5 separate regions of the Homo sapiens genome follow, and all the other regions are linked to region 4. Evidence: chromatin loops called from intact Hi-C (ENCODE). Cell type or tissue: gastrocnemius medialis. All regions are shown on one strand. Each heading gives the region's core, and the rest is flanking DNA. Links, peaks and the distances in the headings are about the cores only. Region 1 overlaps ILDR2 (immunoglobulin like domain containing receptor 2). Region 2 has its middle 7.8 kb from the start of TADA1. Region 3 has its middle 52 kb from the start of POGK. Region 4 overlaps GPA33 (glycoprotein A33). Region 5 holds the start of ILDR2 (immunoglobulin like domain containing receptor 2).

Region 1 (6,295 bases), core at 381-5,380, 150 kb after region 4:
ATATGCCACCACGTCCAGCAAATTTTGTTTGTTTGTAGAGATGGGGTCTTGCTATATTTCCCAGGCTTGTCTCAAACTCCTGGCCTCAAGTGATCCTCCCACCTTGGCTGCCTAAAGTGCTGGTATTACAGACATGAGCCACTGAACCCAGCTGAGAGCCTCACTTTCATCACCTGTGCTGTGAGGGGTAATATATGCTTCAGGTTTTCTGGAGAATCCTTCTTGCAGAGAAGTTTCTGAATGAAACGACAGATTCATCTGGATTCAGAACTCCAGGCAGAAGCTGCTTAACAGCAAAAATCTGGCATCTTCACTACATTTTAAGATTTTAGGTAGAACTAAGAGGGATCAGATATAGAGGAATAAGGAATGTGAGAAGGAAAAAGATATAGTAGTTTAGCTAAATTTTTCTTAGAGTTTCTTGGTGGGGCTGGCCATGAAGTAACTAGTCTGACTCATTTCTTCTGGGAAGGCTAAAAGAGACACAGATAGCTTCTCTTTTACCTTGGCTTTAAGGAAAAGCCATTTTATTAACAAAAGTATTAGACACGACTGCATAAGAAATTTGCTGTGTGAGAATAAAGAACAAGGGAGTAGGAGGGTGGGACAGAGAAGGGTGAGAAGTTGGCTTCGTGAGGGCCACCTGTCAGTTGTCTTTGTGCCTTGTGACATCAAAACTGAAATGTTTGTATTACTGTTGTCCATGACTTTTTTTTTCTGTGTCAGACATACAAATTGAATTTGGTTGTAATGTTTTAAACGTAATAAAGAATTCTTACCTACATTTGTTACCAAGAACTCATAATTAACACAACTATGGTTAATCATGATCTGACATTAAATGGCCTCAGCAAGAGAAAGAATCATATGATACATGTCCTTCTCTGATTGTTGTAAGTACAGTAATAGAGGAATACATATTGTGGGGTTACAGAGGGGGCTGGTACTGACAGAGCAAAAGGTATGCTTTTACAGATTGTAATAAGCTAGATAAATTCTGTTGTCACTCTTACTGCTCTCCACAGACTGTAACATTCAGAAGGAGATGAAGGGTAGGAAAGGTGGTTGGATAAGGTGATGGTACCTAGCTCATTTCCAAGAGGGGCACAAGCATATGCCTGCTAGAAATTACACTTGGGGAAGGGAGGAAGGAAGCTATTCGTGGGAGGACATTTCAAGTTCTGTTAAGATTTGAGAAATTCCACAGCACCATAATTAAGAGGAGGCAATTAAAAACCTTTGTTAGCAAAAGAAGTGATAAATACCTCTGAGAACTATTAATCCTGTTTTGGATGGCTAAGCCCTCTCAAGGGAATTCCAGATTTTAGTGGCCTTGTCAAGCAGAAAATCTGTTTTTGCTTGAAGCATCTGGGCTCAATTTTTTTTAAGTAGTTAACTTAAAAATGTTAACATGTAGATTTAACTTAAAGATAGACTCTAAAACAGTTTGATTACCTCTGGATTTTGTATTATTTTGTGTTTTAATTCCATTTAGGTTTTTCAGCTTTATAAAATATTTTTGTTTTTATTTATAAAGTATTTGTTTAGAATCACCCACGTGTTTTTTCTACACATCTTTTTTTCCTATATTTCAGATCTTCCTTTTGAAATATTTTCTTTCTGAAGGAAGTTTACTTCAGTAATGATTTGTTGGTAGGATACTCATCAGTCTTTGTTGATGTAAAAGTCTTTATTTCATTCTTGTTCTTGAAAGATAATTTCACTGATTATGATTCTAGATTGATAGTTATTTTCTTTCAGGACATTGAAGTTATTATTACACTCCCTTCTGACTTTTATTTTTGCTTTTAAGAAGTCAATTACCAGTTTAATTATCCTTCCTAATCTGTCTGGTCTCTCTGACTGTTCTAAAGATTTTTTTGTCTCTAGTGTTCTTTGGTTTAATTAACATGTGACCAGGTGTGGATTTCTTTTTATTTATCCAAATTAGGATTTGTGGTGTTTCCTAAATCCGTGGATTGGATTTCCCATTAAATATGGAAAACTCTCAGCTATATTAACACATCAAATATTTCCTCTTCTTTTTAAACTCTCTCTTGAGAATTCCAATTGTTAGATTTTTTTTCATTCTATGCCCCATATTGTTTAATCTATATTTTGTATTTCCTCTCTCTGTGTTTTCTATTCCCTATTCAGGTAAATTTCTTCAGGTTTATCTTCCAGCTCACTAATTTTCTTTTCAGCTAGCTCTAATCTCCTTTATTTGAGTTTTAATTTTAATTAATATGTATTTCATTTCTAGGAGTTTAGTTCTTTTTCAAATTTACATAGTCCCTGTTGTCTTGTGACTTACTCTTTTTTTTTTTTTACAATGCCCTCTTATTTATCTGAATATCTTAAAGATACTAACTTAAAATTTTATATCCAGTAATTCCAATATCTACAGTCTTTGTGGGTCTACTTTTAGAGTTTGTTACTTCTGCTAACTTTCACTCACAGTTTTTTGTTTCTTTATGGGTTTTATAGTTTTTTATTTTAAGCTCATGTGTGGTGCAATGCCATATTACATTGTGCCAGTCAAGAAAAACCTTTCTTGCTCCTTATCTGCCTTACATTTCTCCATAATGACTCTATATATACACAGCAACCCTGGGGAAGCCAGGAAGAGTGAATGATTGAGTAAGGAAGAAGTAAGTGTGCTAAATGGGAAAAAATGAAAAAGGCACACATACACGCATTGTGCATTTCTTTCTAATGCAACCTGTAGACTGCAAACAAAATCTTAAGATGGGGAGGGCAAGAGGCTTTAACTTTACATATTCTTTAGAGTTTGATAATATAAGAGAATGGCTGTCTTAATTATAGACATAGACTGTTTTAGGGTTTAAGAGTGAACAGAAGGCTGTTAATTGTTAAGAGTGGCCAAATAAATTATGGATGTAGATTTCATTCAAGAGGCAAGGAAGGCCGGGCCCTGTGGCTCACACCTGAAATCCCAACAGTTAGGGAGACAAAGGTGGGAGGATAGCTTGAGCCAGGAGTTCAAGACCTACCTGGGCAGTATAGTGAGATCCCATCCTCCACAAAAAGGTAAAAATTTAAAAAGACAAGAAAAAAAAGAAGCAGCAAGGAAGGACTAGACTCATAGGATGGATTAAAATTAGGCAAAACAAATAATTCATTTTTCCCTATGATTATCTAATTCTAATCCAATTTTTATATGCTTTCATTTCAAGAAATAAGAAGTAGGCTAATTTCAGGTTCTCTTAGAAAATCTTGGCAGAGACATCCTAATCATACTCATCACACCACTTAGGTGAAAATTATATTTTCTGCTGAATTGGTTATAAGCATTTCCTGAATACTTATCAGGTGGCCTAAGATGACTCACCAAAAATGGCATGAGGTGTAGAAGTAGCTAGGAAGTTGCTTAGAGGTGAGTGAGTTGGTCTGACACGCCATCTAGTGGCACACATCCAAGAGAGTGACTCTATTGCTAACCTTCCAGTATTGGATGGAGGTGTGCCTCACATTACTTAAGGGAAAAGCTACATATGAATTTATATAGCTTATTTTAATGCTATATATGAATTTATATAGATGAATTTGGCTTTTGAAAAACAAATTAAGTGCATTAGGAATTTTTTCTTTAAAAGTGATATGTTTTTCTTACACTTTGCAAGTTTAGAACTTGCCATATTATGTTTTTGAGGCAGGCTTCTGTGGATATAATGTGGGGAAAACCATGAGGTTTTTGCTTGGGATCAAGTGGGATTTAGGTGCATGCCTTTTGTGATTTAAAGCTATTTTAAAGTGTGCTTTTAACACCATGGAATTACAATTGTTTTCTGAAGTCAGGTCAGGACTCTGATTCTGCAGAATTATGGTGAAGCCAGTTTCTCTTTAACAAGCAAAAACCGTGTCATCAAACTGTACAACCAAAGGACCTAAATAGTCCATTCCCTAGTCTTCAGCTGTACAAAGATGAATCAATCTCTCTGTCTCTTGTTCTCTCTCTCACTGTCTCTAAAAACCAAGCAGAGGAGAAAATTCCAGACATGTTAAAACACTTTACTTTTTTTTAAAACAATCCTTGCTCTCTGGAGATATTTTCTCACATTTTGTTACAAATTTTGTGTAGAAGCATAGCCACAGTGGATTTTTTCTGGCTCTTTTTCTTTCTCTGAGACGTTAATGTCCAGTAGAGCAAAGCTAGAAGGATATATATATATATATATATATATAAATATATATATTTATATATATTTATATATATATATATATATATATGTATGTATACACACACACATATATATGTCAATTTCTATTAACCTTGTTTTTGGAAAAACGCTTTGTTCAACTGAATGTAGTTAAATTATAATGGACATTAATATACAACCCCACCCTCCCAGCCTCTTTTTGTTGCTGGTATGACTTAGGCACCTAGCTTTTCTCATTCCCTCAGGCCAAGGCGATAGCCTCTTATGTTTCATTCCTTTGGCAGCTGTATTAGTAAAAAAATTTTTGGTTGCAAATGACAGGAAGATAGCTCAGACTAGCTTAAGAACAAGAAAAGGAGAAATGGAGCTCATCTATTAGAGAGATCCTGGAGTAGCTCACAGGCTGGAAGAGCTGTAGGAACTGAGAACAAACCTGGGTCTCAATGTAGTAAGATTTAAGATTCCCTGTCCATCATCCACACCTACTTGTGTTTTTACATCAATACATTTTCTCAGTGAGGATAGACTTACTCCAAAAGGCAGGAATATAGCCACTAGCAGTCTGAGAGTCACAACTTTCCAGCTCATTTGACCAAGCAGGCAAAAGGCTTTACTCATGAGAACAATCCTGGAGAAAGACTGCAGTCAACTCATATTGAGTCATGTGCCCATATCTGAGCTAATCATGTGGCCAGAGATGTGGCAAGTCTGTTTATGACCAGGAAGGTGAGACTGCGATGGACTGGATAGTGGGATAGGAAGATTTCTCCAAAGAGAGAAGAGAGTTGTTATTAATAGAAGAAGTGAGAATAGTGATGCTGGGCAGACAAAACACATACACAACACCAACAGCTATCTGCTACTGCATCCGAAAAGATTCTTTATCTGCAGCCACAGAGCCCTGAACAACCAGCCTTTCCGGCTTCCTTTTGTTGCCAATTCCCTCACACGTATTATTCCAACCCAAGGCTTCAGGGAGGCTGTTTTTACCACAGTTCAGTGACAAATCCTACCAGAGCCTTCCATATACCAGTGAATGTCCTTGGTTATACTTGTCTCGTTCTGAATTTAGAAATCCATCTCTGTGTCACTGCCTTCATTAGGACCTTTCGTCTCCTCCCTGGATTCTTCTGGTACCCTCATTTCTTGTCTCCTACTTCCTGTTGTCTCCTAATTATTCACCTTCTACTTTTTTTGTTAGAGGTTCCAGACAGTTTCAAGAAAAATACTTAATGCTGGGCAAGGTGCTTCTCCCTTCCTCTCTAAGTTCCATAGAACAGGGGACATTTTGCTTCTCTGTTGCTATGGACTGAGTGTTTTGTGTCTTCCCCAAATTTTTATGTCAAAATCCTAATCCTAATGTGATGGTATTTGGGCATGAGGCCTTTGGGAGGTGATTAGGTCAGTAGGGTGGAGCTCTTATGATGGAATTAGTGTCCTTATAAGAAGAGACAGGAGAGAGATTACTTCCTCTCTTTCTCTGCCATGTGAGGATACAGCAAGGTATCTGTCTGCAAACCAGGAAAAGGACCTTCGCCAGGAACTGAATGTATTGGTGCACTGAGCTTGGACTTCCCAGATTCTAGAACTGTGAGAAATAAATTTCTGATATTTAAGCCACCTAGTCTATGGTATTTTTGTTACAGCAGCCTGAAGTGACTAAGACACCTATCCACCTCTTCATTCCTTTCTGTATAAACAGGAAAGGAGAACTACTTGGATTCCTTGAGTGTCTGAAGTTCATCATGCCACATTTCCCAGTGTAAAGTAAGTGTTTACGCACCCCACATTCTCTTTTCTGGTCCTACACCTTTCACTTCCTGTTCTCAGGGATGGCCAGCACGTCTGTGCTTCCTTCTCTCATGTGAAGGAGAACATGTGACTTGGGCAGAGTCCTTTCTTTGCATCTCAGCTTCAGACCAAAGCGGCCTTCTCTAACATGGTTATCAGAAACCCTGCATTTTGGGAGTTGGTTGTTCTTTGGTGAGCTCCCATTTAATTTGTAGCCTTTATGTATGTACAGCATTGGTCATGGAAGAATAGGGCTATGTCACTCAAAATATGTATAATTTTTACATTACATTATATAACTTTTAAAATATATTTTCTTAAAA
Region 2 (6,295 bases), core at 804-5,803, 180 kb after region 4:
TAGTGATACCTGGATTCCATTCCCCAGACATTCTAGTTTAATCGTTCTGGGGAACGGCCAGAGCATGGAATTTCTAAAAATTCTCCCAAGTGATTCTAACACCGAAGTTGAGAACCATTGCTCTTATGAAAGCTATTGTAGGGTGAATTAAGTAGAAATAATCTGTTCAAGCAAGCAAATTCCAGTAATCTCCTTTGGTTATATCTGGCTCCAGAAATGATGGGCAGACACTGCATGTTTTCTGTAGTCCCCCTTGGGCTCTCCATAGCAACCAGATGGAATGGATTCCATTGCCCTGGCCTGGTTGGTTCCACAGTATCCCCTACCTAACATGGAAATTGTTGGAATAGACTAGACATTAATTTGTGTGGACATGTTAAGTGTTTCATAAATGTCTCCTAACATCATTATTATCTGTTGAGAAGCTGGCTCTGCTTGGCATTAGAACATACACAGACAGTTCCTTCTTTCCATTGTCCTCTTTTCTGCATATAGTGGAAAAGGTTGAGGCTCCTATTATTGGCATTCTGCAAAAACCTGCCATGCAGGCCTAAAGCAATACAAGTACTTTGAGGTTTGAGGCTACCCAGGAGTCCGTTATATCTAGCAGTGACCGCCATTACTATTTTGTATTGGGTAGTCATCCCTCAGGTTGAAATCACTGCCATGGAAGCAGCCAAATTTCATGACCCTGGTTTACACCAGCTGTCACCCTCTTCACAGGCAAATGGAACATCACAGGCTTCCAACAGATTCTAATAATGCAGAAGTAGCAAAGGGCACACTTCTGGAATTTTTTGTTTGAAGTTGCAAGCCCCGCAAATCCTACTAGGAAACAGAGCAAAGCCAGCTGGGTTAGGATCTACCATAAAGGTACAGTTCCACAAAGTCCATTTTAAATAACATATGGAAATTGCAGTAGTCCTAGTTTCATGTGGGTGAGACCTGCCTCATCTTCTTGAACTGGGGTCAACCATTCAGATACTATTTTCTAGGTTTGTACTCTACAAAACAATTGGTAACTTGGGGAAAGCAATAAACTCAGGTGTCATATATTTGTAATTAAAAAAGACAGGACTGGGTACAGTGGCTTACACCTGTAATCCCAGCGCTTTAGGAGGCTGAGATTGGCCAACTGCTTGAGCCTAGCAGTTCAAGACTACCCTGGGCAACACAGAAAGTCCCCTCATCTCTACAAAAGAAAAAAAAAGAACTGGGCATGGTGGTACACACCTGTAGTCCCAGCGGCTTGGGAGGCTGAGGTGAGAGGATCACTTGAGCCCAGGAGATCGAGGGCTGCAGTGAGCCATGATTGTGCCATTGTACTCCAGGCTGGGCAACAGAGCAAGATCCTGTCTCCAAAAAAAAAATCCATCTCTATAAAAAATAAAATTAACCAGGTGACAGATCAAGAGGAGAAGGAGGAGGAGGGGAAGGAGGGAGAGGAAGAAAAAGAAAACAAAAAAGATTATTCTGCCTAAATCTCTTACCTATCTGATGTGCATCTAGTGAGGACAGTGCAGCCTGTAGAGGGGGAGTCTCTCAAAATGTGGGTGCAGGGCATGCGTGAGCTCCATCCCCACAGTGTGCAGAAATCATGGAGCTGCAGGGAGGTGTAGTAGAATGTGGATGGTTGAAAGGATGGCATCAGCTACATTGGTTGGAGGGCATCAGGGAGTTTTCAGACCATTCCAGCTTGTCTCAGATGAAATCTTTAGGAAGAAATGGACAGGGGCACTCACACTAGAGTAAGCAGTAGAACATGGTAGCTAGAGTATGAGTTCTGGAATGGGGCTTACTGGGCTTATGTCCAGTTCTACTAGATGTGTAACTGTGGGCAATTTTCTTAACTCTCTATGATTTAGTTTATCTCCCTGTAAAATGGGAGTAACAATAGTAGTACCTACCTTGTGGGGGGTTGTGGCAAGGATTTTAAATCATCGCCAAAAAACATATTCAGTACAATGCTTGGCAGATATTAAGTGCTCACTGGAGTTAACATATTTTTGTGGTTATTGTGGCAAAATGGACTCTGGTGTCAGTGAGATCTAGGTTCCAGTCTTAACTCTGCCACTTCCTGTGTAACCTAGAGCAACTGAACTTTCCTGAGTCTCAGTTCCCTCACTTATGGCCTGGGGATAGCAGCAATTCAAACCTCACTGGATTATGGTTTGGGCTAAAGGAGGTAATGTAGTAGACCCACTTCGTAGCAGGGAGTTCGTACATATCAGCTGTTGTTATTTCCTAGAGCCTGATGAGAAAGAGCTCACAATGGGTTGCACTCTACTCTCTTCCTCACTCAGGACCCAAGGTGGGTGGTAGGGTGGGGGAGAGGGTAAACTCTACAGGTGGCCTCTGTATGCCCTGCCTTTACACTCAACTGCTGTCAGGCCCCTTTGGTCCGCAGCTCCCAGGTTGTCCCCAAATGTGACAATTCGTCAATTTCTTCCTGTAGGTAACAACCCTGCCTGTAATATGTCAATGATTTTGAGTCTATCCCTGCCGTTATTGGAGGGTCTGAAAGTGGCACCTTTGGACAACCAAGATATTTTATGAGTCCAAGGGGTAGGACTTCCCAGGGTCCGCAGAAGAAATGCTCAAGCGTCAGGTGGCCACCAGAGACCTGCTGCCGGTGGCCAAGGGTATCATCCCGGGCCAAGGCTCCAGGTTGGGACGCGGAGACCCACGACCCTCCTTGGGATCCCGGGCATCCTGGAGGAAAGGTGAGGGCGCATCACCCCCTGGCGGCAGCCGGGCAGACTCCAACCGGCCGAGGTGATGCTGCGCTCAGGGCCGTCTCTTCTTCCTCTAGCGAAGGCAAGCGGTGCTGCTGCAGAGACATTTCGCTCGCGCCGGGGCCAGCTCTGCATTCTCGCTTCGTTTCTCGGACAACAGCCGCTTTAGTGCTAAGAGCAGCACCGTGCCGCCCGCCCATCCCGACCCCAAAGCCAACTAATCCTCCCACACCCGCTTTCTGCAGGCGGCGGGGTTTTCCAGCTGAGAGGCCGTGAGCGCCTAGAGTTGGGTGACCACAGGGAGAGTCCTTCCTGAGGGACAAGGGCCACCCGCGCCGCCCGCGCCGCCAGAGCCGGTGAGTTCCTGAACCTGAGAGAACCTAGGACGCACCTGGGCAGGTGCCTGGGTGGCGGCCCTTGAGAGTCAACATAAGTCAACGAGGCCAAGACCGAACCAGCCGGCCTGAAAGTGCGCGATGTCCTTCCTGTCCTGAGTGAGTGGGCATTATCCAATCTGTTGAGGGCTTGACTAGAACAAAAAGAAAGAGGAAAGGCCAATTCTCTCTCTTGAGCTGAGACGTCGTCTCCTTCTGCTCACTGCCCATGGTCTGGGGCTTCCTGCTCCTTAGCCTTAGGAGTGCAGGACTTATAGCCGTGTCTTCACCTTCCCGCAGTCGCCTCCATTCCTCGGGCCTTTGGACTAGGACTGAATTATACCACCAGCTTTCCTGATTCTCTAGCTTGCAGATGGCAGATGGTGGGACTTCTTAGCTTCCATAATCTCATGAGCGATAATAAACACACACACACTTTTTTTCTATTGGTTCTGTTTCTTGGCAAACTGGGAATAGAGGGTGACTTTCCAAATGTACAACAAACATCATACTTCCTGGTGAAATGTGAGGAGTGCCATGAAAGCCAGGTGCTCTGCCAAGAGGCCCACCGTGAGTACCAATGCTCTGCACTGCAATGGAAGTTCTAGTCTTGAGCTGTTGAATACTGTTGCCACTAGTCACAGGTGGTTATTTAAATTTAAATTGAATTAAAAATTCAATTCCTGAGTCTCACTAACTGTATCTCAAGTGCTAAATAGCCATACATGGCTGCCGTATTGGAGAACCCAGCTCTAGGACATTTCTATCATTGTAGAAAGTTCTATTGGACAAAGCTGGTCTAGCCAATGCAAAAATCAAAAAATGAAAAAAGAGGCCTAAGAGTTGGAAAGAAAAAGGCAAGCTTTTCCTAATCTGTAGACAATATGATTGCCCAGATAGAATATCTAAGAAAAATCTGCCGGTAAACTATTAGAAATAATAAAGGAGTTTAGCAATGTCAGTATACACAAGATAGGCATAATAATAGCTATGACATATTGACTATTACTACACATCTGGCACTATGCCAAGGCTTTCATGTACTCTTACATGTTACAATAATTTAATTTTTACAAGAACCCTGAAGTAGCATTACTATCCCTACGCTGCAGATGTGGAAACTGAGGCAGAGTGATTAAGTAACTTGCTCAGAGTCACACAGCTAAATTAGAAGAAGCCAGGATTCAAGCCTCAGGCAAACTAGCTCTGTAGTTTGCACTTTAACACCATGCTATTTTGCCTCCATTGGATTCCGAAGTCCCAACAAATCAAATTAGACAACATAATAGGAGGCTGGGCATTGTGGCTTATGCCTGTAATCCCACCACTTAGGGAGCCCGAGGTGGGAGGATCGTTTGAGCCTAGGCGTTCAAGACTATCCTGGGCAGTATAGGGAAACCTCATCTCAACAAAATAATTTAAAAATTGGCTGAGCATGCTGGTGCACACCTGTAGTTCCAGCTACGCTGGATGGAGGCTGAAGTGGGAGGATCACTTGAGCCTGGGAGAAGGAGGTTGCAGTGAGCTGAGACTGCACTACTGCATTCCAACCTGGATGACAGACCTAGACCTTGCCTTTAAAAAAAAAAATCTCTTCACGAGAACAACATTTGTAAAAGAAATTAGGCATAAATCTCCAAAAGATGCAAGACTGAACGCCTTACTTTGGGGAAAGTCCTGGCTCTCAAGGATAGAGAATGCTGTGTGGTATAATTGTGGCTGTAATTCCAGACAGTGAACCACCTCCTACATTTCCACCAACAAATCTGGCCAAATCTTCTGAAATTCATTTATCAAGTTCCTTCCCTGGGGTCAGATTTTTCAGGGCGACACCAGACAGCAATTCATCTTTCTGGATCAGCACTTGTGGCTTTCCCTTCTTCCAGAGGGTGATGTCAGTAGTCTAGTCTTCATCGAGCATAGTCTTGCTATGTTAGTAGCAACTTCAGTGACAGTGCATCAGTTTGGAATCTCTACCTGCCGAGAGTGCCAAAGATTTCTCCAATGCTTTACCTTCGTCACTATACAAACATATATTTTTTAGCACTGTAGAGAAGCTCTTATCCACATTCTGAGTAGTGATCAAAGGCTTCAAAATTTCCAAATTTTATTTGGCTACGTGGTTACAGAAGTCTGAAGGGGTTCTTTTCCAAACCTTTCCAAACATGAAACTTCTAGCCTCCACAACTGTGAGATAATGTTTCAATTGTTTAAGCCACCTAAACTGTGGTATTTTGTTGTAGATGTCTGAATGGACTAAGACAAGTACCTATAAAACTTAAGAGGGTCTTAAGCTGGGGCCCATGGGCCCCAAAAAGGCCCATGATAGAACTGTGTTCAATAAAATTGTTTTAAATGTAATCCTACGTTATTTATGCATTAAAACATTATTCTTAGAAGGACTCCAAAGGTATCACCAGACTGGCAGTGAGATCCATAGCTTTGAAAGAAAAAGATTAAGAACCTCTTTACCTCCTTCCATCAGGCATAAAATAAATAGATGTAGTATCAGGGCAAGATGACTCTCAACTTATTTTCAACCATAAATTTTACTAGGGCCTAATATATTCCATGTTTATAACCTTTAACTATATTAAAATCTGTAGACTGATGCAGATATAGAGGAGGAAAACATTACATAGAATTTTCTAAAATATTTAATTCCAACACACATTTATGTTGAGTTTGAGCCACCATGTACCACAGTATAACCATATGTATAGGTACCATATGTATAGTTACCATATGCGTGTACCTTATGTACCACAGCATACATATAAGTATTACAAATTACAGCCAATGTTATAAGTTCAACAAGAAAATTGAATATATGATTAATAATATTTTAAAGCTGAACTGTAAGAGTCCTTCTAGTAAAGCAGAGCTGCTGATGTCTGAAATGGAAACAACTCGCACATTTGCTGACAGTGCTTTGAGAAGGCTAATGAGTCAATGGTAATGGGTAAGTGGAGTAAGAAAGTCAATCAAATATTTTTGCTATGCTAGGCCCTGGCCACTGTAAAGAAGGAGTCTATGATTTATTAAAAAAACTAAACTAAATCTAAATATCATATAATGGATAAAGACAGAATAATAACTATATAATCTTCGGAGCTGGAACATCTCAGAACTCCTTCAACATCAAATCTTAATGTCAATCCAAAAGACAAGTGTTGGCAATGATGG
Region 3 (6,295 bases), core at 895-5,894, 270 kb after region 4:
CCCCTGAAGCCAGTAGGTGAACATAACAATATGTGAGCACAAACAGTTCTCTGGATTTTTGAGATTTTCAAAAATATTCTAAAACAATGCACACCAATATGCACAAAGAGGTCTAGTTGGGATCAACCTCTAGCCTTATATCCTACTGCTTGCTCATCTACACTTGTCCTTCAAGCGACCTTGTGTCTGGAAAACTTTCTGTGACACTCTATACCTCTCCCTTTCCTCCAAGTCAGAGGGAATGAGGGTTGCCTCTTTGATCCTTCCATCTTCCATAGTGACTGCAAACCTCTATCAGATGCCTGTCTTTATCATTGTTCATTTTAATTGGTTGCTTGCCTGTTGTTCCCAACTTGACTTTAGGGCAAGAAGGATTTATTTTATTTTATTTTATTATTATTTTTTGTGCTTAACACAGTTCACTGCACACACTGGGCAAATACAATATGTTAATATAGTATTTGGGCCAGGCACAGTGATTCACACCTGTAATCCTAGCACTTTGGGAGGCTGAGGTGGGTGGATGACTTGAGCCCAGGAGTTCAAGACCAGCCTGGGCAACATAGTGAGACCGTGTCTCTATAGAAAAAATCCAAAAATTAGCCAGGCATGGTGGTGCATTCCTGTAGTCCCAGCTACTCAGGAAGCTAAAGTGGGAGGTCAAGACCTGAGCCCATGGATGTCAAGGCTGCAGTGAGCCATGACTGTGCCACTGCACAGATGTGAGTGAGACAACAGAAGTGAGACCTTGTCTTGAAAATACAAAAAAAGTGGGGGTCGCTTCCAAGATGGCCTTTGCTCTCTGAGGTGGAGCCCTGCCAACACATAAAGTCTGGCTCTACTCTCCCAACAAGCAACTCCCAGAAGTTAGGCAATAAGGATGTTGGAGAGCCCAATCTTACAAACCCAATCTTGTCGTGCAAAGTTTTCTAGAGACAATGTAATTTGAAGCACAAGTTTAGACAAGTGAGTAGCAGGACATAAGGCTAGAGGTTGATTCTAGCCAGACGCTGTGGCAAGTGCTAAATTTACATAAGCTATCTATTTAATTCTCACAGTGTGTGAAATAGATATTATCATCCTTTCCTCTTATGGAAAATAATAGATATCATCATCATTTTCCTCTTATGGAAAGTGTTCATTTTACAAATGGATTCCTTACTTTTCAAAAATATGCACTGTGTGTTTCTTTTCATGGCAAGTTCCCATATTAAAATTTGACTCTTTTAAATAAATACTTAATTATAGTGTATATATAATGCTATGTATACAGCAGGCATTTAATTCATTATAGTTTGACATTTTTTTCAGATGGTTCTGTTATCTCCAAAAAAGTTTATCTGACCTGTCACCCAGTTATTTTTTGTCATCTTCCAACATACCTCTTACTCTACAACTTTTCTACTGTCATTCCTAATACAGGATAAAAAAATCACAGCTCAAGAACTCATTCTAAAAACACCTACATAATACATACTTGTGTGAATTTATGCTTGACCAGTTAGCCAAGCATGTCTGTAGTTATAAGTTGTAATTATATAGAATTGGAAGAATAATATGGGAATTTTTTCTAGAATTATTCTAGGTCTAAGAAATAACAGTCAACTTTGTATAACTTCATTTCGACCCTTTCATATGATCAGATTTTAATTTCAATGGGATTGTATTTGAATGTGGGATTGAGAAAAGGGTTGAGAGATGAGAATTTTTACTTTTGTCCAAACTGTTTACTAGAATAATAATAATTATTATTATTTTAGAGATGAGGGTCTTACTGTTGCCCAGGCTGGAGTGCAGTGGCACAATCATAGCTCATTGTAACCTCAAATTCTTGGGCCCAAGCAATACACTCCACCAGCCTTAGAAGTAGCAGAGATCACAGGTGCATAGCACCACATCTAGCTAATTTTCAAAATTTTGTAGAGATGGGATGTTGCTATGCTGCCCAGGCTGTTCTGGAACTCCTTGGTTCAAGCAATCCTCCTACTTTGGCCTCACAAAGCTCTCAGATAATAGGTGCAAGCCACTGTACCTGGGCTGAAAGAATTTTTAATTATGAGAAATACAGCTAACCAGGGAGGTGAAAGATCTCCACAATGAAAATTACAAAACATTGCACAAATAAATCAGAGAAGACACAAACAAATGGAAAAACATCCCATGCTCATGGATAGGAAGAATCAGCATAATGAAAATGGCTGTACTGCCCAGAGAAATTTACAGATTCAATGCTATTCTTATCAAACTACCAATGATGGAACCAAAAAAGAGCCCGAATAACCAAGGCAATCCTAAGCAGAAAGAACAAACCTGGAGGAATCATGTTACCCAACTTCAAACTATGTTACAAGGCTCCAGTGACCATAACAGCATGGTACTGGTACAAAAACAGGCATATAGACCAACGGAACAGAATAGAGAGCCCAGAATTAAGGCACCTACAACCATCTGATCTTTGACAAAGCTGACAAAAACAAGCAATGGGGAAAACACTTCCTATTTAATAAATGGTGCTGTGATAACTGGCTAGCCATATACAGAAGAATGAATCTGGACCCCTTCCTTACACCATGTACAAAAATCAACTCAAGATGAATTAAAGACTCAAATGTAAAACCCAAAACTATAAAAACACTGGAAGACAACCTAGGCAATACCATCCTGGACATAGGAACAGGCAAAGATTTCATCACAAAGACTCCAAAAGCAATTGCAACAAAAGCAAAAATTGACAAATCAGATCTAATTAAACATAAGAGCTTCTGTACAGCAAAATAAACTATCAACAGAGTAAACAGACAACCTACAGTATGGGAGAAAATATTTGCAAACTATGCATCTGAGAAAGTCTAATATCCAGCCTCTATAAGGAACTTAAACACATTTACAAGAACTTAAACAAATTTACAAGAGAAAAACAAACAATCCCATTAAAAAGTGGGCAAAGGGTATGAACAGACACTTCTCAAAAGAAGACATATGCAGCCAACAAGCATATGAAAAAAAGCTCAATATCACTGCTCATTAGAGAAATGCAAGTCAAAACCACAATGAGATACCATTTGACACCACTCAGAATGGCTATTAATAAAAAGTCAAAAAACAATAGATGCTGGCAAGATGGTGGAGAAAGGGAAAAGCTTATACACTGTTGATGGGAGTGTAAATTAGTTCAACCAGTGTGGAAAGTAGTACAGTGATTCCTCAAAGAGCTAAAAGCAGAACTACCATTTAACCCAGCAATCCCATTACTAGGTATATACCCAGAGGAATATAAAGCATTCTACCATAAAGACACATGTATGTGTATGTTCATTGCAGCACTGTTCACAACAGTAAAGACATGTAATCAACCTAAATGCCCATCAATGGCAGATTGGATAAAGAAAATGTGGTACCTATACACTGTGGAATATTATGCAGCCATAAAAAAGAACAAGATCGTGTCTTTTGAGGGAACATGAATGGAGCTGGAGGCTATCATCCTTAGCAAACTAACACAGGAATAGAAAACCAAATACCACATATTCTCACTTACAAGTGGGAGCTAAATGATAAGAACGTATGAACACAAAGAAGGGAACAGTAGATACTGGGGTCTACTTGAGCGGGGAGGGTGGGAGGAGGGAGAGGAGCAGAAAAGATAACTATTTGGTACAGGACTTAATACCTGGGTGAGGTAAAGATATGTACAACAAACCCCTGTGATAGGTGTTTATCTATCTAACAAAACTTTACATGTTTACATGTACCCCCAAACTTAAAATAAAAATTTTAAAAAGATATTTTCAATTATTCCATTAGTCCCTCAACTTTCTTTGTGGTGGAAGTCTCCCTTCACTACTTACAGACTTACCTTGTGTCTATTCCCACAGTGTTTAACTTTTACCAGTGGCTATATCTGGAAAGTATCGGATAATAAGCTCCACCAATCTGAAAATGATTTAACATATAAGCTCTTATAGAGGGATTGTATTTTACTGAGGGGCTAGTGAAGACTGATAAGTCTTTAAAACCCAAGAAAAATGGGGTTTGTTGCATTTCAGATATTGAATCTGGACTGACAGGAATATATATTGCATTCTGGTTTATCTGGGTGCCTCTCAAATTATACCATGTGGTCAGAAGTCCACTCTGCTATGATATTGAGTAGGGCAAGACATACTTTTAAATACAGGTACAGCCCATTGGTTCTGAAGTTTTAAAATGGGAATAGTGCCTCCTCCTGGCTGCAGTAAGCCAGTGAAAACAAGTGTTGCCTTCTCCAGCTAGGAGGGAACACAAAATTCAGCATGGAGCACTGGCTGTCCAGGATTGCTGAGCCATCCTCCAAGAAAAGAAAAGACAAGGTGTAGTCTGTGGTGAAGATAATAACATTAATGTTCTCTTCAGTGCCATCCGCAAAGATGGTCTATGTCCAGGTGAACTCCTTCACATTCAGTTTTACCGGCACTCTTCTAGAAATTATGTGGTTGGGCAGATCATCACTAACAGTAACCTGATGGGTGAGAAATCTGTAAGACAAAGTGAGATTCTAGGGAGTGAATGTAAATTTTATTTAGAAAGGAGCTAAGTAAATGTCTCTGGGAAGAATAACAATGCATCAAATTATATTCCTCCACAGGGAACTTTGGGTTAAAATATTTTAATAGAATACATAGATTTGCATCAGTCTATCCTTCCAGTGTTTGTGGTAACCTGTTGTGGACAGTGGGAAATTCCAAAGGATTAACCAGCTTTGGGTGAGTTTGTTCTCTGAGAAATATTGATATCTAGCAATTAAAAGTGACTTTGGGCCAGGCACAGTGATTCACACCTGTAATCCTAGCACTTTGGGAGGCTGAGGTGGGTGGATGACTTAAGCCCAGGAGTTCAAGACCAGCCTGGGCAACATAGTGAGACCGTGTCTCTATAGAAAAAATCCAAAAATTAGCCAGGTATGGTGGTGCATTCCTGTAGTCCCAGCTACTCAGGAAGCTAAAGTGGGAGGTCAAGACCTAAGCCCATGGATGTCAAGGCTGCAGTGAGCCATGACTGTGCCACTGCACAGATGTGAGTGAGACAACAGAAGTGAGACCTTGTCTTGAAAATACAAAAAAAAGGGGGGTCGCTTCCAAGATGGCCAAATAAGAACAGCTCTGGTCTACAGCTCCCAGCAAGATCGATGCAGAAGAGAGGTGATTTCTGCATTTCCAACTGAGGTACCTGGTTCATCTCACTGGGACTGGTTGGACAGTGGGTGCAGCCCACGGAGGGTGAGCCGAAGCAGGGCAGGGCATTATCTCACCTGGGAAGGGCAAGGCATTGGGGGATTTCCCTTTCCTAGCCAAGGGAAGCCATAAGTGACTGTACCTGGAGAAGCAGTACACTCTTGCCCAAATACTGCACTTTTCCCACTGTCTTCACAACTGGTAGACCAGGAGATATCCTCCTGTGCCTGGCTTGGTGGGTCCCACACCCACAGAGCCTTGCTCACTGCTAATGCAGCAGTCTGAGATCGACTTAGGATGCGGGAGCTTGGTGGGGGAAGGGGCATCTGCCGTTGCTGAGGCTTGAGTAGGCGGTTCTATGCTCACAGTGTAAACAAAGCAGCAGGGAAGCTCAAACTGGGTGGATCCCACTGCAGCTCAGCAAGGCCTACTGCCTCTATAGATTCCATGTCTTGGGGCAGGGCATATTTGAACAAAAGGCAGCAGACAGCTTCTCCAGACTTAAATGTCCCTGCCTGACTGCTCTGAAGAGAGCAGTGGTTCTCCCAGCATGGCATTTGAGCTCTGATAACGGACAGACTGCCTCCTCAAGTGGGTCCCTGACCCCCGTGTAACTTGACTGGGTGACACCTCCCAGTAGGAGCTGACAGACACCTCATACAGGCAGGTGCCCCTCTGGGACAAAGCTTCCAGAGGAAGGGTCAGGCAACAATATTTTCTGTTCTAAAACCTCTGCTAGTGATTCCCAGGCAAACAGGGTCTGGAGTGGACCTCCAGCAAACTCCAACAGACCTGCAGCTGAGGGGCTTGTCTGTTAGAAGGAAAACTAACAAACAGAAAGGAATAGCATCAACATCAACAAAAAGGACATCCACACCAAAACTCCATCTGTAGGTCACCAGCATCAAAGACCAAAGGTAGATAAAACCACAAAGATGGGGAGAAACCAGAGCAGAAAGGCTGAAAACTCCAAAAACCAGAATGTCTCTTCTCCTCCAAAGGAACACAACTCCTCACCAGCAAGGGAACAAAACTAGATGGAGAATGAGTTTGATGAGTTGACAGAAGTAGGCTTCGGAAGGTTG
Region 4 (6,295 bases), core at 797-5,796:
GCCTCTCAAAGTGCTGGGATTACAGGCGTGAGCCATCGCGCCCGGCCAGCACTGGTTTCTTATAATAATACCTACCTCATAGGTTCTGGCAAGAAACAAAAATGATTCATGTAAAGCGCGTAGCGGAAGCCGTGGTAAATGTTAACTTGTTTTCTTTGTTCCTCATTCCTCAGTTCTCTTGGATGAACGTGCCCTGATAAGCACTCTGTGCAAAAGCATGGGTAGGATTTTAATTTGATTGTGTCCTGAAGTATACATTTGAGACCCCAAGTCTAACTCGGGGGCTCCACGCAAAGGTGGGGAATTTAACTTTCCCATTCCTTATCCAGGCCGGTCCCTCTCAGCCGTCACGGACCCCCGCTGCCCCAGACACACCACCGTTTTATGGCTCCACACAACGACAGCACCATGTTGCTGTAAGGGTCCCACCTTCTTAGGGGAGGCGATGGTGGATTCAGCTATAGTTGCCAGGAGACCAGTTTTGTACTGGGCAGCTTGGTATTGGACCTTTCAGTCAGGAAACTGAAAAAAAAAAAAAAAAAAAAAGAAAGAGCTATATAAAAATCCTACCATCCTTTCCACACCCAGAGCCAATGGGTGTGGAAATACCCTGGTGGAGTCCCAGGGCCCCTAGTGCCACCCCTGCTCCTGAGGATCAAGAAAGACAAGGCTTGCTGGGTGCCGTGGCTCATGCCTGTAATCCCAGCACTTTGGGAGGCTGAGGCAGGAGGATCACTTGAGGCTAGGAGTTCAAGACCAGTCTGGGCAACATTGTGAGACCCCTGTCTCCAAACAAAATTTTTAAAAAATTAGCTGGGCATGGCAGGACTCACCCTTTAGTCCCAGCTACTCAGAAGGCTGAGGTGGGAGGATTGCTTAAGCTCTGGAGGTCGAGGCTGCAGTGAGCCATGATCACACCACTGCACTCCAGCCTTGGTGACAGAGCGAGACCCTGCCTCAAATAAAATAAAATAAAATAAAGTAAAATAAAATAAAATAAAGTAAAATAAAATAAAATAAATAAAATATTTTTTAAAAAGAAAGACAAGGCCTGAAAGGTGTCCATCCGATTTAGCTTCTGGGAGGTCTTTCAGTTCAGTGTAGGTGGAAAAGGAGGCCAGAGGTGGAAAGCAAAGCCAGCAGGGCACACAGCTCTTCTGAGAAGATGAGGTGCCCCGGGGGTGGGGATGAGGACCCGGGGGAAGAATATCTGGTGTCCTGGATAAGCCCAGCCGGACGGATGCACACATTGGGGGTGCACTCAATCCAGGAAGAGCTTTATCACTCGTTTGGGGGCAAATCGACTTCTTAAAAAAGTTAGTAGACACTTTGGGAGGCTGAGGCAGGCGGATCACGAGGTCAGGAGATCGAGACCATCCTGGCTAACACGGTGAAACCCCGTCTCTACTAAAAATACAAAAAATTAGCCGGACGTGGTGGCGGACGCCTGTAGTCCCAGCTACTCCGGAGGCTGAGGTAGGAGAATGGCGTGAACCTGGGAGGCGGAGCTTGCAGTGAGCCGAGATCGCGCCACCGCACTCCAGCCTGCAGCCTGGGCAACAGAGCGAGACTCCGTCTCAAAAAAAAAAAAAAAAAAAAAAAAAAACAGTTAGTAGAATCCACTCGACCTAACTTAAAATAGGTCAATGTAATGTAGGTTTTCAACAAGCTTCCAGTTGTGTTTACGTATTTCTGGTTGGCAACTTTTTATCGAGTGTGTCTGGAATTTTTGTTGAAACCACCTGGCAGCTCCCCGGGGGCTCTGTGGCCTCCTCTCTCTGGCCTATGAATAGTCTAGTGACTCCAGCCATGGTCATGGTAGGTGTGCTGTGGACACTGGTAGTGTCTGATCTTCTTTCCTGCAAAGTGTGTATATGGAGACCCAAAGCTGAAGGTTACAGGTGGCAGATGCTATAATAGCTTTATACCCAGTGGTGATGTAACACAGAAGATGCATAAGAAGATCAAAGAAGGTTTCTCCAAGGAGTGGGTATTGGAGTCGACAGTGGTTAAGAGCATGCCATGGGCTTGACTCCTGGCTCGGACACTTGTTAGCTGTATGACCTTGGCAAGTGACTCAGCTTCTTTGTGCCTTAGGTTCTATGTCTATGAAATGGGTACAATGCTAGTGTTTACTTCATAGGGTTGTGAAGATTAAATAAAAGTAGATGTGAAGCATTGAGACTAGTGCCTGGTAGGCAGTAAGCACTCATTTAATGCTAAGTGTTATTAGCTGTTATTTGAGTTGGGTCCTCAAGGATGAGGAGGCTTGGCATGGAGAACAGGAAGGAATCATGACTGTCTGGTGTGGCTAAGGGGTAGGGTGCGTGTGTAGGTGTAGGAATGGTGGGAGATACTCTTGTTAAGAAACACAGTGATGAGAAATCATGAAGAGCCTGTGCGTTACGCTAGGGAGGTTCGTCTTTGCCCTGTAAGCCACGGGTACCTTCTGAGGAGCCTCACAAAGGGGCAGCCCAGCTGCAGTTCTCTCCTGCCTCCACAGGGAGACTCTTCTGGTTGTTAGAAGCCAAAACTTAGTTCTTTCATTATCCAAAAGGGAGAATCCTGAGGACAGGAAAGGAGGTGAAAAGAGAATTGCTTCTTTAATTTGTGAAAGCTTTAATTTGTGAAAGCTTTATCCTGTCTCTAGTTAAGATTTGCTGAGTCAGAATGGGGACCTGCAGGTGACAGAAAAGAATATGGTTAATGTCCATAACAACATGCCCTGGCATCTGGAGACATTGCGGGGTGAGGGCAGAGTTCTCAAAGCCTTCGTTTCCACTCTGCTTTGCAGAGCCTTGGAGAATCTGCCAATTCTGGCCAGGTGCAGTGTGGCTCATGCCTGTAATCCCAGCACTTTGAGAAGCTGAGGCGGGTGGATCGCTTGAGTACAGGAGTTCGAGACCCACCTGGGCAACATGGTGAAACCCTGTCTCTACCAAAAATACAAAAATTAGCCTGGCATGGTGGTGTGTGCCTGTAGTCCCAGCTACTTGGGAGGCTGAGGTGGGAAGATCCTTGGGCCTGGAAGGCAGAGGTTGCAGTGAGCCAAGATGGTGCCACTGCAGCCTGGGCACTAGAGCCAGATCTTATCTTAAAAACACAAAACAAACAAACAAAAAATAAATAGAGAGAATCTGCTAATTCTTCTTCCTCTGTGGGTCAGCCCAAATTATTTCTGGCTTTTAAAACATTTCAGTCCACCATGGACGATTTGGAGAGGAGGGTACCTCTGCTCTCCTACATCTGAAGACAATTTCCAACATTAGAGATTCATTCCTTTGACTAAACCCTCAGTGGAAACAAGCTAGCAGTGAAAAGAACAGGGAATCCAGAATCAGGAAACAAGAAGTCCTGACTTCTCCACTTTGGAGCTGTGAGTCACTCACAGCCTCTCGGACCCTTAGTACTGCCCTTTGAAAAAAACTGGGATTCCCCAAAAGCTGTGAAGAGGATGAGAGGAGATCCCATGTGTAATAGCTCTGAACAGACTTTGTAAGCTGTGTCCCAGGAAGCTGAGTTTCATGCACTGAAGAAACAGGAATTTGGATATCAAGGAAGTGGGGGAGGGGGTAGTTCTGGGGCCTGGAGCACTTAAGGGGAGGCGGTTGTGAAGGGTGGGGACCAGTCCAAGGAGGATCGTGAGGGCCCTTTGTGAGAGAGAGGTGGCAGCAGGGGCTTGTCGACAAGCTACAGGATTGGGTAGGGGTTGGGGGGATGCGGAAACGTTAGGTCTTGTCAACGTGACATTAGCGTCTTGGTGAGACAGGAGGTTCTCTTGAGGGGAATCTCTCCACAGCTGGAGCAGAGGAAGGTGGGAAGCGTATGACCGTCCTGTGCATTCCCCTTTCTGACCACAAGGTGTCGCCACTGCAGCGGAAACATTAGTTTTCTCCGGATATCAGAAATTACTAGTCCCTTTCCGAAGGAAAAGGGGCTTGGGAGCCCCAACTCGGAATCAAAGAAGGTCCTGTGGCACAAGACCTGCACTGGTTCATCCCAGCAGCTTCCAGTGCACACGGTTTGCATCAGGGAACTGGGGGAGGATAGCGCTGACTCATTGGACTAGGAAACCCCATGTTCCCCACCCTAAACAAGGCCTAGAGCTCAAAGCTGGACTCTGACAACTAAAAAAGTCCTGACTGTCTGCAGTGTGCTGCCTACACTAAATCCAGAGTCCGAGCTTCACACTCTTAAGTGGTGGGGATCTGTTATGAGCTCTAGACCTCCTAAGTATGCCCAGGGCCATAGAGCATTTCCTAAAGTGTGTTCCTTCAAGATGCCTCTTAAAAATAACAAATCCGATTCATTTAGCAAATGAGAGCATGAATACCACACCCCGCTGTCAGAAGTTCCCAGTGCTCAACAGCATTGTAGGAGCTCTGAAAGTGCTGCCCTTAGAAAGATTACTTAATCCTAACTCAGTGATTCCTAAACTTGCTTTTTTAGGGACTCCTTCTCCATGCCGCATGTTAATATCACATGTAAACAATGTTCCAGAAAACATACTGAGGCGTGGAATTCTAGGATAGAAGGGGACACATTTTATGAAGAATGAGCATCCAGAGAGTAGTGTCCTGGGGGTCAAGGGAAGAATTTGAAGAAAGTACAAGTGAAAAGACTGAAAGAAAATAGCACCAAATCAAAGTGTTATTTATAGGTGATGGAATTATGAATGATTTTTATTTGTTCTCTCTTCTTTAAAGAGGCATTCCTTGGCCCTTTGGATGAGATTAAAACCCCTTGCCATAAGCTCAGATAGTACCTCCATCTTGAACTGTAACCATCATTGTTTCATGTCTGTCTTCTTTGGGAGACTGGAAACACCAAGAGGACAGGGACCCTCCTCATCTCGTTTATAGCTGTGATCAGCAGCTAAAGATTTTCTGTATTGAATTGAATTGAAATAATAGTTTTATATCATTTATAAATTATTATAAGGAGCATACATTGCTTTTATCATACAAAATTTTATTTTTATACATATTTTTTTCGAGATGGAATCTCGCTTTGTTACTCAGGCTGGAGTGCAGTGGTGCGATCTCAGCTCACTGTAACCTCCACCACCCAGGTTCAAGCGATTCTTTTGCCTCAGCCTCCCAAGTACCTGGGACTAGAGGCGCACACCACCATGCCCGGCTAATTTTTATATTTGTAGTAGAGACGGGGTTTCACTGTGTTAGTCAGGCTGGTCTCGAACTCCTGACCTCAAGTGATCTGCCCGCCTTGGCCTCCCAAGGTGCTGGGATTACAGGCGTGAGCCAATGTACCCGGCCACAAATTTTTAAAAGAAAATTATCAATGGCTCCAGGGAGTTCTAGACCTGAAACAGGATTTTTGTTCCTGTTTTATAATTTCTTAATTTTGTGACCTTGAGCAGTTCACTTAACTTCTTTAAGCCTCCAGTTAACTCCATGAATTGGAGATTGAAATATTGAGGATTGCTGGAAGGATGAAAGGACATCACATTTGAGGATGTGTACTGAGCAGCACATCCGGAGAAGGAAAATCTTGAGATGCAATCTTGCAGGAAAGTGACGGTGGGGCGGAGAGAGGACAACTCCCCTGGTTTTGCCCCTAGCACCAAGTGGCAAGAGGCAAAGCTGGTATGATTGACAGGGCCAGATCTGTGACCTGAAGCTTGGACTTGTTACTGAGGATTACGTCTAGTGGTTGCTGGGCAGCCCCTGAAATGTCTGAACAGAGCAGTGACAGGATCGTATTTACAATTTAGAGCGTCTCTTAGGGATGGCGTGTAACCACCTGGTGGCAGCAGGGATCAGGCAAGGCTGGCTCTGCAGCAAAATTAGAGGAGGTAGGTCTCCAGCTCCTCTCAAAATAGCAGTTATAACAAAGCATCTTGGATGGCAGGACATATACATATGCCCAAGCACAAAGCTCTTGCTTTCAAGATGAAGAAATTCATAGGATGATAGATTGAGGGGAAAGGTCTTCCATGAGATATTCTGGTCCGTTCTCTTCGATTCAGGAGGATCAGGTGTTTTCACTCCTGCTTTCCGAAGGAAGCCTACAGCTCAAAGAAGTTAAATGGCTTGCTCAAGTGGCGGCAGATGTAGAGGAAGAGTCTAGACAGTCTGCCTCCGTCCCACCCCAACAGCACACACATTCACCACCCCCCATACCACACACACTACACATGCAACACACACCACACATCACACACCACACACATTACACCCACCACACACCACACATCACACACTGCACACCACACATACTACACACGCCACACACACCACACACAGTACACACCACACACACCACATGCAGCACA
Region 5 (6,295 bases), core at 629-5,628, 84 kb after region 4:
CAGCTACATTATATTTATAACTATGTGGTTGCTACCAGCTACCAGTATGTCTCCTTGTGGTGGTTCACTTCTCTTTTCTCTGTGTCCTAATTCTGTTCTCTAGTGTAGAGCTTTGCTGAAGCAGCCTGTTAGTCCCCCCACCACATACAATCCCAGCTGTGGCTTCCTGGGAATCTTGTTCTGGTCCCATACAGGTCATTGTTGTGACATGTTTGTCTCATTGCAGTAGAAAGTTTGAAGTATTGCAGAGCCAGACCCCTTCCTTGGCTGTGATGAATCAATCTCTCTATTTGGGGTCCTGTCCTATTAGGTCAGAATGAATGAACAACTGGAGCTTAACCAGATACAAGGCTCATTAGAAAACATCAGCTCAACAGCTTCTCAGGAGAACAAAAAGATAGGTATTGCTTCTTAAACATTACTGTGCATTGGAAGCACCTGGGGAAAGTGGTTAAACTGCAGATTTATGGGCTCCACCTGGAGTTTCTGAGCTCATTATTCTTAGTAGAGCCTGTGAATCTGTGTTTAAGCAAACACAGTAATATGATCCTGATACTGGAAGTTCAGAAACCACATTGGGACTCTGGGTGCCATATCCCATCACCCACCACCAATATGGCAAAATAACACCATTTTCCCATCCTCTTTCCACCTCCATCCCTTAGGCTACATGTTTTGAATCATTACATATATTTCAAAATTTATATTAACCCTTCATCACCTTGGTAACAACATGTGCAAGGTGATGGAGGGGCACACATTGTGATTCACTCCAGTTTAGCATCCCCTTCAGGATGGCCTGGGCGCCACTCACTCAGGAAGATTCAGGATACACCATGTGTACCTCTCTGGCTATAAAGTAGACATGCAGGGCACTACATGGAAAACACATTTCTGGGATGATGGACAAGGCAACTGCATTCTATGATTCATTGTGGCACAAGCTCTTCTCCAAGTCTCCTGATTCAACTACACAGACACCTCCTCTGAGCAGACATGAGTTCATTTCTGTGGGCATTCACGTTCCACTTCATATACACATCCAGGCTTCCTTCACTCAGTCCATCTCCCATTTTTCACATGTATAAACTTGCTCATATGTCCAAGTTTTGCATAAAATGCCATTTTTTTTGAGACAGGGTCTCACTCTGTCACCCAGGCTGGAGTCCAGTAGCGTGGTCACAGCTCACTGCAGCCTCAACCTCCCAGGTTCAAGTGGTCCTCCCATCTTAGCCTCCAGAGTAGCTGGGACTACAGGTATGTACAACCACGCCTGGCAATTTTTGTATTTTTTGTAGAGATGGGGTTTCACCATGTTACTCAGGCTGGTCAAATTCCTGAGCTCAAGCAATCCGCCCACCTCAGCTTCCCGAAGTGCTGAGATTACAGGTGTGAGCCACTGCACCTGGCCAAAATGCCACTGTTATGTGTGCTTAGATAATAAACACTATTCAAGCTCTTTTGTGCACTGTGACACACACACATAGATGCAGTAAATGGCACAGCATAATACAAATATATCATCTCAATCTTCTGGTGTAGATGTTCTTTTTGTGGTGCAAACAGTATATGCTTTAGAGTCAGATTCAAATCCTAGCTCTGCCACTTACTAGTTGCCTGATCTTAGAGAAGTTAGTTAAATGCTCTGGGCCTAAGTTCCCTCTTTAGGGTTAAATGAGAAGGTTTGTTAAACATGTAGAACTCTGCCTAGAACCTAAAGGAAACCCACAAGTGTTAGGTACCTCCTATATTTTTATTTTTCTGTATATGAAAGGAAATAGTCCTCAAATTTCTCTCATGCAGTACATAGCATGAAAAAATCATCCTGGCCAAAATAAGCAAAGAAAGAGTTTATGAAAGGATATTGGGTGGCTCAAAGAATTGCTGGGGAAGTGAAGAGCCAAGTGTAGAAGAGAGGCTAGAACCCAGAGAGCCTGCAAGACCACAGCCAAAAATCACACCTTGGAGCATCCTGGTGGCTTGACCTCTGCCACAGCTGATCATGTACACTGGATGCTGCTGCTGCCTCAGTGACAAAATCAATTCTCCACTGTCCTTGTTTCTTATATCCACCACTTGCTCCAGAATCAAAAAGCTCTGAGGGAGAGGTCAGCCTGGCTATGCCAGGGGCCCGGGCCTGCATTCCAGCTGGGATGGTCAGGGAGGTGGCTCTAGACTTTCTGGCTTCTGCAGTTGGAATTTCTCAGAATAAGAAGGGAATTGAGATGTCAGGCAGCCATAAAAGACAGCTGCCCAGGGTCTATTCTTCCCATTTCTCACATGTTCACATACATATTCTCCCTGTCTGTGTACACATTCACTCTTAGGTGTGGAGTCTGTCTGCTCCAGGAACTCCCCTCCAGCCTGGCACCACTCTGTTTTCAGATGCTACTTGAGACCTTTCTGCTATGTCTCTTTCCTCTGCCCAGAATGCCCTCGCCTGCCCCCTTTCCACCAGGGATCCTTGAATGGCTCAAATCTTGTGCTTTCTGCAAATGCCAGCTCAGATGTTACCCCTCCTTTATCGTGGTGCCCCCTCCCCACCCACGACTAACTTAGTCCTTCCTCTATGTTCCCAAGGCACTTTCTCTATGTCTCCATTATTGCACTTGCCCCGTTTTACTAGGAATAAGTATCATGTCTTTAATGGTCTGACCTTCCTCCCTTTCCTCGACCCAAGATGAGGCTCCTAAGGGCAGGAAGTCTATCTCATTCCACTTTGTAACCTTAGTTCTTAGCACCTAGTAGAGGCTTCATAAATATATTTCTTAAGCAAATCATACATTTCTCAGTTCTCTCTCAACACATACATTTTGAGACACAAGACAAATCCGTCTGACAAATAGGAATAATCCATGTGAATGCGTGCTGGAATCTATAAAGTGTTGGATGGATTTAAGCCGTTATAATCATTTATCTCATTCTGGTTTTACATATTTTCTGTTAAAGGGCCGGATGCCCTTATTCTACCTCATATTTTAACAGGAAAAAGTAATGACGCGAGATTCCCGCCTACCTTTTTCAATTCTGCGGAGCCTCTTGCCTGGTTCCTTGCACTGTCAAAAAGGAAACCAGACGGAGGGGCGGGGGTACCGCAGAAGCGAACATTCTAGCCTAGAGGACTTGCTAGTTAAGTCCTGTAAGAAGTTACGCCAAGTCCCCGCCGTCCCCCACCCTCGCCGCTGTCACTCTCTCCCCGTTCAGGTTGGCTGTGGCTGCCCGCAGACACAGGCTCCCCTGCTCGAGTCCCCAGCCAGCGTTCTCGCCCGGGTTCCCGAGCGCGGGCGTCCCTGGGAGAAGCCGCGATGGTCGCTCCCCGCTCGGCGCGGCCCGCGGGGCGGCCTCCCCCGCGCCTCTCGCTGCCTGCCACCCAGAGACCCCCTCTCTCCGCGTGGCCTCAATCACTCCACGCTGACCTTTGGGCCGCCGGGGGCCAGCACGTGACCGAGAAACTTTGGCAGTCGCGGCAGCGGGCGGCGGGGCGGAGGCGCGGGAGGCGGTGCGGCGGCCGAGCTCCCCCGCGCGGCGGGCTCTGCGGCGGGGAGACGCTCGCCCCGTGCCGCGCTGCCTGGGCATGCGGATGCGCCGCCGAGCGCTGCGCGGACCCCGGAAGCCCGCGGCAGCGCGCGCTCAGCCGGCGGCGCGATCCAGCCCCCGGCCCCGCCTGCGCGGCCGGCCCGGCGGGCGCTGCGCCCAGGGACGCCCGGTGCCCGCCGCTCCGCCGCCGCCCGCTGCCGCGGGGTGACAGCGATCCTTCTGTTCCAGCCATTTCCCACTTTCCTCACTCCGTAATTCGGCTGGGAAGTTGGGGAAGATGGATAGGGTCTTGCTGAGGTGGATTTCTCTCTTCTGGCTAACAGGTAAGAGTCCTTTTCAACAGAAACGAATAACTTTGTATATTCCTGTAGTGGTTCTGTTCTCACCGCGCCCCCCGCCCCCCCATTTTCCTCCTTACTGACCATGTTTAAAGCTGCTTAGCGGTCTGGTGGAAAGTGGGGGAGGGGGCAACGTGTGTGTTTGTGTATGTGTTTGTGTGTGTGTGTGTGAGAGAGAGAGAGAGAGAATGATGGGGGCGGCGGGGGAGAAGCCCAATGACAAGTGAGACGCATCTAGATGCAGGTGTTTGACTCATTGGCGCTGAGGTTGTTCTTTCGAATGCATTTCCCCTCCATAAAACGGTTCTCCTTCGGTCTTATCCTGAGTTTGTAATGCTGTGAGTCTTGTGAAAAGCCTGGCTGGAATAAAGGAAGCTCAGAGGGAGCTGATTAATTAAATGAACTGGTTTTCTGGAGGTGGAGGCTAGAGGACTGTCTCCTTAATTTCTTCCCTAGAGAAGGAGGGGGACCCAGGGCATTCTCTCTGTGGCTCTCTGGAGGGTGCAAGGAACTGGAGGTTGGGAAGAAGATGGGGATGGAACCTTCACTGGTTGTGGAGTTTAGAGCCTGGCTCTCTCTTACTTGGTATCATTTGGGGAGTGGTCCCAAATGATAATTAGAAAGCAGAAGAGCCTTTCTAATAGGTGCACTCTCCGCTCCCTAAAAGATAATTTGCAGAGAGATTTAGAGGCATTGGGCTTCTCCCCAGCATCAAAGTCACTGGTCTAGCTGGGTCCTCTGTGCCCTCCCCTCCTTTTTGGTGAACTTTCTCCCCATTCTGCTGGGGTCAGTAGATGCTCTTGTTCTTAACCTATTTCCCCACATGAGGATTCCGATTCCCATAGGGATACAGGGCCTTGGGGTGGCCAGCCCTGAGAGATTCACAAAGCAGCCCTGCTGAAGGGAGTAGGATGGGGGTGAGGAATGTCTGGATAGCTTGGACTGGGTCAGAGGCAACCATTCAAATCAAGGTGGAGGCAGAATGATGGAAGAAATGGAAAAAGGGATCAGAAAGGTGAGGACAGGATGGGGGTGGAAGGCAGGAGAGAAAAGGGACAATAGTACCACATGAGAAGTTTTGTCACCTCTAGCATCACCAGCCAGAAGATCTGGACAAAATCAAGGCACTAGGCAAAGGGGAACAAGCTTAAAATAGCTAAAACAAGTCATGTAAAGGGGGTAAAATACATTTAGCAAGAAAAGGCAAATACCCCATTTCCCTTAGCTTCAGAATAAGATTCTTCATTGCCTAAATATTTTTCCCATTTCAAATGAAATGCCCCTAACATTGCCGTTGCCCCACTGCTGGGTTTAGGCTGGGGGAGGCATCCTCAGCAGAGTTAGCCTCTTCTTTTGGCTGCTTTGAGTTCATCCCTCCCACATTATTCAGATATGAATCATCTCTAATTTCAGGGTTTGGCTGATCCATGCCACCCCGCTCCCCTGGCCTCCCAGTGCCTTCCACTCCCACCCTCACTGATTCTTCACATCCTTAATCTGCCTCTACTCTCGGTTATCAATATTCTCAGGGCACTTAGTCCTTGAGCCTGTATCACAACAGCACTGAAGTCAGCCAGGCATCGGGGGGGGGGGGGAGGGGTCCCTGAGTCAGAGGTGCTCTTTACAGACACGCTGGGGTCTGCCTAAAAGAAGTACTCTGGGGGTTTGCAGGGAGTGAGAGAAGAAGGGAAACATAGAGCTCTCTTTAGATGGCTCACAGCTTTTTATGAAATGGAATCATATCACTGGAGGGTACTACAGGAACTGTAGTTCAGCCCTCTCAGTTTATAGAGATGGAGTCCTAGAGAGGCAATATGCACATAGCACGTTCATGATTGATTAGGGACTAGATTCCAGTTCTCTCAAACTCCAGACCAGTCTCATTTGCCCTCTCCTAAGCTGCCTCTCTGGGCTTTTTGCTGGAGGGCTTTTTGTTTTATTTTTGTTTTGAGGGAGGTGATGGCTTTGTCTGTGCCTTCTGCCACCTGCACCTGGAGAGGCTGTTCTGCTTGGAATCAGGCAACAGGTTAGTTATCAGGACCAGCTCAGCTGTCAGATGGCTGGGGATTCTTTGCTCCAAAAGTGAGACTGACTCCTGGGATCCCATTGATCATCCTCTGCTCCCTGCTCCTGCTTTCTCCTCATCCCATCACTGCTGTCAGAGGTGTGGACAGACAAGCTGCCTCTCAGCCTCAGCAAAGTAGAGGAGCAAACAATGGCGGCTGGGGAGGGGAGGGAGGAGACAGAAGCAGACAAGGAGGAGATGAATTCAGACTCATTCTTCACAGAGAACCATGAGACGAAAGGTGAGAAATTTTAGTCCAGCCCAATCAATGAATTCTCTTTTGAGGGGGTGGTAGAAAGGAAGGGAGACAGGGAAGAACAGATTAAAAATGAGACAGAGAGCCAGGAAAAAAACC

What was found. Peaks named below come from ENCODE experiments on the same cell type or tissue, not always from the same donor. Only the 100,000 strongest peaks of a DNase experiment are listed, where the experiment ranks them.
Region 1: it touches region 4 in a loop (19-fold over the local background); 99 of 110 quality-filtered maps call a loop at or near these places.
Region 2: it touches region 4 in a loop (9-fold over the local background); 50 of 110 quality-filtered maps call a loop at or near these places.
Region 3: a loop joins it to region 4, with 16 times the contacts of the local background. A loop is called at or near these places in 3 of 110 quality-filtered maps.
Region 5: it touches region 4 in a loop (12-fold over the local background); 37 of 110 quality-filtered maps call a loop at or near these places.

What each region holds. Positions count from the first base shown.
Region 1 is chr1:166,907,693-166,913,987 of GRCh38, reverse strand. ILDR2 (immunoglobulin like domain containing receptor 2) reads left to right here. Exons shown (of 10, transcript NM_199351.3): 10 at 1-5,801. Among named protein-coding and RNA genes, the nearest start is that of TADA1, 35 kb to the right of the region's middle. In gastrocnemius medialis, for the core only: a CTCF peak has its summit at 3,410 (motif pointing left); a DNase peak (open chromatin) is centred at 3,417.
Region 2 is chr1:166,880,933-166,887,227 of GRCh38, reverse strand. No RefSeq gene overlaps it. Among named protein-coding and RNA genes, the nearest start is that of TADA1, 7.8 kb to the right of the region's middle. RefSeq lists enhancers at 2,513-3,012, 3,013-3,514. In gastrocnemius medialis, for the core only: a CTCF peak has its summit at 2,745 (motif pointing left); no DNase peak of the experiment used is centred there; H3K27me3 peaks cover 1,320 bases.
Region 3 is chr1:166,784,110-166,790,404 of GRCh38, reverse strand. It overlaps the pseudogene FMO11P. Among named protein-coding and RNA genes, the nearest start is that of POGK, 52 kb to the left of the region's middle. In gastrocnemius medialis, for the core only: no CTCF peak of the experiment used is centred there; no DNase peak of the experiment used is centred there.
Region 4 is chr1:167,056,898-167,063,192 of GRCh38, reverse strand. The region is part of intron 4 of GPA33 (glycoprotein A33); the gene reads left to right. GPA33-AS1 (GPA33 antisense RNA 1) reads right to left here. Exons shown (of 6, transcript XR_922249.3): 2 at 4,766-4,886; 3 at 2,447-2,565; 4 at 430-522; 5 at 76-205. Among named protein-coding and RNA genes, the nearest start is that of GPA33-AS1, 7.4 kb to the right of the region's middle. RefSeq lists an enhancer at 5,866-5,985. In gastrocnemius medialis, for the core only: CTCF peaks have their summits at 3,864 (motif pointing right) and 5,777 (motif pointing right); no DNase peak of the experiment used is centred there; H3K27ac peaks cover 259 bases.
Region 5 is chr1:166,972,788-166,979,082 of GRCh38, reverse strand. ILDR2 (immunoglobulin like domain containing receptor 2) reads left to right here and starts at 3,543. Exons shown (of 10, transcript NM_199351.3): 1 at 3,543-3,860. The coding sequence starts at 3,815. It also overlaps a transcript of LOC124904449 not described here and a transcript of MAEL not described here. RefSeq lists silencers at 3,124-3,173, 3,294-3,583, 3,644-3,693. In gastrocnemius medialis, for the core only: no CTCF peak of the experiment used is centred there; DNase peaks (open chromatin) are centred at 3,152 and 3,432; H3K4me3 peaks cover 1,405 bases; H3K27ac peaks cover 214 bases; H3K27me3 peaks cover 1,055 bases.